2 separate regions of the Homo sapiens genome follow, and region 2 is linked to region 1. The links are chromatin contacts, found by Hi-C or POLR2A ChIA-PET in ENCODE. All regions are on one chromosome and are shown on one strand. The core of a region is the stretch at or near the end of the contact, and the rest is flanking DNA. Distances in the headings are between cores, read along the strand shown.

What was found. Hi-C counts contacts between places; a loop is a spot of excess contacts on that map. ChIA-PET counts read pairs that join two places held with the same protein, here RNA polymerase II (POLR2A). Pooled maps may share reads with other maps.
Region 2: a pooled map shows a loop between it and region 1 (22-fold over the local background). The contact joins the enhancer-like site here to the promoter of ARCN1 in region 1. A Hi-C loop is called at or near these places in 1 of 37 single-sample maps with no recorded cell type and 6 of 50 pooled maps. POLR2A ChIA-PET finds 5 or more read pairs at or near these places in 1 of 52 experiments (activated naive CD8-positive, alpha-beta T cell).

What each region holds. Positions count from the first base shown.
Region 1 is chr11:118,570,978-118,574,179 of GRCh38, reverse strand. ARCN1 (archain 1 coat protein complex I subunit delta) reads right to left here and starts at 1,771. Exons shown (of 10, transcript NM_001655.5): 1 at 1,630-1,771. The coding sequence starts at 1,632. It also overlaps a transcript of IFT46 not described here. RefSeq lists enhancers at 1,390-1,469, 1,980-2,109.
Region 2 is chr11:118,000,766-118,004,060 of GRCh38, reverse strand. It overlaps IL10RA (interleukin 10 receptor subunit alpha), which reads right to left. Exons shown (of 7, transcript NM_001558.4): 7 at 2,578-3,295. It overlaps SMIM35 (small integral membrane protein 35), which reads left to right. Exons shown (of 5, transcript NM_001394165.1): 5 at 1-427. Among named protein-coding and RNA genes, the nearest start is that of IL10RA, 16 kb to the right of the region's middle. Within about 2 kb of position 1,865, at least 14 of the 41 ENCODE cell types and tissues checked have a DNase peak (open chromatin) inside an H3K27ac peak, as active enhancers do.

The sequences.
Region 1 (3,202 bases), core at 522-3,021:
CAAATAATTCAGAAATATGTGACACAACTCTATGTATACGTACACATGTCAAAATAGCATGCAAAAGTTATATTTTATATATATCACGTAGGGCTTTACCATCCCTCAGTTATCAATGAATTAAAAATACTAAGTTCCAAGAACCTTTTAACAAAGAATATTTTTAGAAAGATTACCTTTATCTGGTTTATATAATACAAGACCTTAACTTTACTATTAAAATAAAAATATGCTCTAAAATGCATTATTAATTCCAGGGTGTAAACGGGAACTGAGTTTCAAAATCACTAACCAAATACAGAACCTCCTGGAGAAACTGAAAATACAAGTTTCTGGAAATTTTGTGTCCAACACAAAAATTTTAGGAGGCAAACCTGTTTGATGCAATTTATATACCTGAGGCTGAGAAAAGCTGTTCAGTGGCCTAAAGTCCAAGCATGAATTCCCCCCATTATCCAAGTTCTTATCTAAAGGGTTGTCAATAGAACTTATTAGGATTGCCACCAAATTACATTCTGCCATCTCTCAGGTACACTGGACGATGTTTTAAATCAAGTTATCTATTGACAAAAGAATAAAAAAGAACAGAACAGAACATCCTTCAAAAGACTAAAGGACATAAGGTGCACTGAAAAATAAATTACTAGCTTTTTTGAAACCAAAGAATGTCTACTACTTCATGAATATCCACAAATCACAGCGATAAAGGAAGATTGAGTGATGTCAGCAGTTCTGATTTCCTCCATCCTCAACCACATTAACCTTTCTCATCCTTGTAACAGATGAGTATACAAAGATAACGCATGGGAAGGCAAGTAACTGGTCTCGGAGGCTAACCCATCCCTCTTACTCCACCTCCTGTGAGACATCTGACTACGACATGCCACATACACATTTTTCTTCACCTGGACAATAAGTTCCTTGAAGGCAAACCCTGTGTTCTCTGGAACCTGCTCACATTTTCCCAGTGGTCTACACAGTGTATGTACCCCGAGTCACACTAACAAATGGACACAAGTGAGTTCTGCGGAAGTAGTGGAAGGTTTCAGAGACACTTGGGTCCTATACATTAGTGTTAGAAGTTACTCCTTTCCGCTCTGTGTCTCCATTTCCCCCTTCTGAACAAAAAGAAAAATTTCTGGACACCAGTGGATTTGCATTTCGAGTTATCAACGGCCTAGCAAACACCGGGGGTGGGAGACAAGCTCTGATTAACAGAAGGACCAGAACCTCCGGAGACAGGCCCAGCCTGCTGAGCCTAAGCGCCAGGGAACCGGCGGGACAGCATCAGTTCCGAGGTCCGCAGCCTGGGACCCGCACCACCACCACGAAGTTCTCGCAGAGCAAAAACGCCGGGCCGTCTCAGGGGCAGGTCCCAGCAAACGAGGGAGTCCAGCTGGTTGGGGGGTGGTGCGGAAGCGGGCACGACGACAGATGGACTGGAGTCAGCTCCATCGGATCTCCAGGAGACCGGGCACAGGAGGCCACACTGCTCCCCGAGCCCGGAGCAAAAGCACTCTGCCCTAGACCCTCAGGGCGGGGCTCCTCCGGCCCCTGCCCCAGGCCCGCCGACAAGGAGAGACGGTGAGGCTCGGACCCCAGGAGTTCGGGTCCTGGCTCGGATCTTACCATGGTGAGGGCGGTGGTGGGGCGCGCCCGCACTCCGGCTCCACTGGGGATAGGGGTAGGGTCTGGGGAACGGGAGCACCAGCAGCTCTGGACCTGCTGCCCCCTTGACAGGAACCGCTGCCGCTTCGCCTCTTGCCAAGATGGCGGCCCCAAGCCACGTCTTCAACCGGAAGCGGCGCAGGTCAAAGGGCGGGGGGGGGGGCGGGGCCTGTGGGCTGGGGAAATTGAGGGTACCCCGCTCCGGTTACGATTAAGCCCAGGAGGTGTAGGGGGCGTTCACCCTCCAGCTGTGGAACCTCGTATCTCTCCCCTTTCACTGTCATCGCCTTCATTTATTTTGCGTCACATCTTACAGTTTAACAAGCCGCTGGCACAGCCACTATTATTTAATATACAGGATAACCTGTGTGCCTAAAAGACCAGTATCCGGAATATATAAAGAACTTTTTTTTTTTTTTTTTGAGATGGAGTCTCACTCTGTCGCCCAGGCTGGAGTGCAATGGCGTGATCTCGGCTCACTGCAACCTCCACTTCCCAGGTTCAAGCGATTCTTCTGCCTCAGCCTCCGGAGTAGCTGGGATTACAGGCACGCGCCACACCACGCTCGGCTGTTTTTTGTATTTTTAGTTGAGACGGGGTTTCACCATGTCGGCCAGGCTAGCCTCAAACTTCTGACCCCAAGTGATCCGCCCGCCTCAGCCTCCCAATGTTGGGATTACAGGCGTCAGCCACCGCGCCTGGCCTAAGAACTCTTATAACTCAGCAATAAAAAGACAAATACAGTATTCCTGTCTAAAAATGGGCTTCATCTGCAAAATGGAGGGAGTAGAAAACACAAAATTAAAATGAGCAAAAGATTTGAATAGATATGTGTCCAAAGAAGATATATAAATGGCTAATATGCACATTAAGAAATGTTGAATATCCTTAGGGAAATGGAAATCAGACCCGTGGTGAGACGTCATTTCACACTCACTAGGATGGCTATCATAATAATTGTTGGTGAGGATGAATGTAAAATAGTGCAGCCACGTTGGAAAAGAGTTTGGCAGTTCCTCAAAAAGTTAAACAAAATTACCACATGACTGAGCAATTCCACTCATAGGTACATACCCAGGAGAACTGAATATATGTCAACACAAAAATGTGTACTCTAATGTTCATAGCAGCATTATTCATAGTAGCCAAAAAGTGGAGACAATCCAAACAAATCCATTCATCAATAGATGTGGCATATATATGCAATGGAATATTATTTAGTCACAAAAAGGAATAAAGTACTGACATGCTACAATATGGATGAACCTTGAGAATATTATGTGAAAAAAGACGGATACAATGGGGCACTCATATATGATTCCATTAATACGAAAGATCCAGAATAGAAGAAAATCCACAGAGACAGAAACTAGCTTAGTGATTTCCAGGGGCTCAGGAAGGGTAGGAATAGAGAGTGACAGTTAATTAGTGTAAGATTTATTTCTGGAATAATTAAAACATTCTGGAATTAAGCCAGGCATGGTGGCATGATCCTAGAGTCCCAGCTACTTGGGAGGCTGAGTTGGGAGGATGG
Region 2 (3,295 bases), core at 616-3,115, 570 kb after region 1:
CGTCTCCAAGCCAGGAAGAGAGCCCTCCCAGGGAACTCACTCAGCTGGCACCTTGATCCTGCACTTCCCCACCTCCAGAACTGTGAGAGATAAATGTCTGTTGTTTAAGCCACCCAGTCCATGGTGTTTTGTTATAGTAGCCCAGCCTAAGACAGCCTCCTACCCTGTTTCTCTGCCTCCTGCCTCATCCTTCATGTGGAATACTAGTTTCTTTCACATCACTTATCACTGATTGTAGTAATACGTTTGTTGTGTTTATTTGCTTGGTGTTTATCTTCATAACCAGATGACAGGCTCCATGAAGCCACACTTGTTTGGTTCACCACTCTGTACCCAGGGCTGCACACCATGTCCAACACATAACAAGTGCTTCGTAATGTTTTTTGACAAAATGAAATGCTGACTACAATAAAAGTCTCCAGCCAGGTCTCTTTGCCTCCTGCCCCATCCTTTCTGATTCATGTCTGATGCTTTGGATAGAGCCATATTCTTAAAACACAAGTTTTATCCTACCCAGTCCTTCTTCGGCAGAGTGTTTATTGGGTCCCACAACCCTTTTTGGAGGTTTATGGGAAATTAAGTGAAGTTAGGATCGAGATGATAGTGGGAAAATGTGCTGTGTGTCATTAATAACAATGCATTTAATTTTAAATTGGGGTTTACTTCAAACCCAAAACTGTGGGTTTGCTTTTTTAACCCATGAGCACAACAGGAAATGAATGAGTCAAGCTTCCTAGTATCTAGGGTCCTCTAGGTTGAGGCTTGATCAAATCAGCCCTGACTGCCCAGACCTGCCACTTAGGCAGCAGACCTGTCAGTGGTCCCAGGTGGTCACAGCCTACAGCTTCCCTTGCTGTGCTGTTCCCATGTGGGGCTCAGAGACCTTCCACCCAGCAGAGCAGCATGGGCTCTGGGGGTGGGACCCAGCTTCCTAGGGACTGTGTGTCTTCTGTGAAAGTGTGAACACTGAGGCCGGGGGATGAATATATGCTGGGTAGACAAGGCACACCCTGACTATAGCTATTTACAAAGTTGGGAAAACACAGTTTATTGAATTTCCTCTTCACTCAATGGTGGCCCATTTACCCCCTCTCTGTACTAAGAGGAAGTTCCATTAGCTCACACAAAGACAGCATTACGCATTCCTCAGCTTGGAAAAGCCCTTGAAGGAGATTGCTCAGTTGAAGAACAGCTGGGGCCTTCTGTTGGGGGCTGTAATCCAAATTCCCAAGAAATCTGCAAGTGTCTCATCAGCCCCGGCTGCTTGGAAGGACTCGCTCAGTTTCTCCCAAGGGCCTGTCTGTGGTGAGTGGTTACAGAGCAGCCTCAAAGCAGAGATGAACCAGCGCAAACTCCTACTCATTCCACAGAAACGGAGCAGGCAGGGCCTGCACCAAGGGCTGTGTCTTCTGACTTCCTTCTGTCCTGCAAGCTGCTCTTTGATCTGTCGTATCCAACCAAACTGGCTGCAGTTCCTTGAATGTAATTCCTTTTACTCTCTGAATCTTTATATTTAGACCTTAGGGGCCTTTTCCATGGGGAATAAGCCATCGCTAACACCTCATTTCCAGGAGAAAGTGACCAACACTACTTTTCTTTCCAATATTGACAAGGAGGGCTCTAGGGCAAAAGCCTGAGCAGGTCTGAAATGGCGTGATATTAGTCAAGTTCTCTGAAGATGATAGGATCAGCACTTCCTCAGAACTAGTTATTTTCTCAGAATGAACTGGGTGAGGCAAGATTGGAGATGACACAGGGGAAAAGAGGTGAGGTGTCCCCAGTCACCTTCTAGGGGATTCAGGTAGGACGAAGAGAAAAGCACACCCAGGAAGCTCAGGCCGCGGGCCTGGGTTTGTTCTACCCACTGGGCTGAGCATGGGGAGAAATTCAAACCCACATGGGGTTTTTCATGGAGGGAGCAGGCTGCTTCTAGAATAGAGTGCAGATGGCTTCCGCACTTAGGAGAACCACCACTGGGACATGCCTCCTGGGCAAGGGGAGCCAGGGACAGGGCTCTGGGAACAGAGCTCCAGGGAGGCCCAGTTTGCTGTCTTCCTGGAAAGGAGGGGTTTCCAGGTTCTTCTCTCCACATTGTCAGAACTCACATCCAAAACGTTGCATTGTGCTTTCCACCTCTTCCTTTTCTGTCTTCTGAAAGAGTCCCGCTGCACACTCCTTATCGCTTTCATTTTCACTTGTTTCCAAGAAAAGCTGTCCATTTTTCTTTACAGACTCAACAGCCAATGACAGCTAGTGGCACATAGTACCACATGCCTGGCACCATGTTAAACTTTTTATGTGCAATTTCATTTACACCTCACAACATCCTCATGGGGAGTTGTCAACTCCACGTGACAGGTGGGGAAATTAAAACTTGGAGAGGATAAGTAATGGGCCCAAGGTCACAATACAGGTAGCATGAGGACTCCCTGGGTCTGTCAGATTTAAGCCTGAGTCCTCAGCCCTGTTTCCTTAAAGTGACATCACACATCCCACACATTATTACCCTCCTCATTATCAACAACCGAGTCCTCCATGAGCCAATGTGCCATCAGCAATCTGACTAGTTTCACACGATTCCTGTGGTCTTGACAATTTATTGGAATAAAAAACATGTATCACTTATTGACAGAGCTTTGTGTTCAAGGCACATTCATACCCATTTCCTCAGCAGAACCTCACATCCCTACGAATTAGACAAGTCAGTCATTATTCTGCAGATGAGGAAACTGAGGCTCCAAGAGGATAAGTGACTTCTCCAAGGTCATACCACTGGAAACAGCAAAGTCAGAGCTAGAATTTCGGGGCTCCTGAGATATCCAGAATTCTTTCACTGTGCAATGCTGCCTCTCCAATAAATAAATGAACAAAATAAATAAATAAAGCTTTCAAGGGAACCCTGAGGAATCCTCCCTCAAGCCTGCCTCCAGAGGGAGTTCAGTTACCAGACTGGCACCTAAGAGTACTTTGGCAGAGGGGTGGGGGTCATGGCTGGATTCCCTGGGCCAGAATATCTGTTTTCAGAATGCTCCAGAGAAAGGCAGGGCTGAGATGACTCTGGATGGCACGCACAGGCCTGTCCCCTCACAGCTTCCATGCCTGTGGACTGAACTGCCTTTGTTTGAAGGCAGAGTCCAAATGGCCTATGGGGAGGCAGGGCCCATAATGCCCCCTTCTGGGGCTGTGTCTGATACTGTCTTGGCATGACACCATGGACTCCCATTGGATCTGTTAGCCTCTGGCATAAGAAACAAGCCAGCTTGGTAGTCCACGGACAGTATCTGCATTCTCCCAG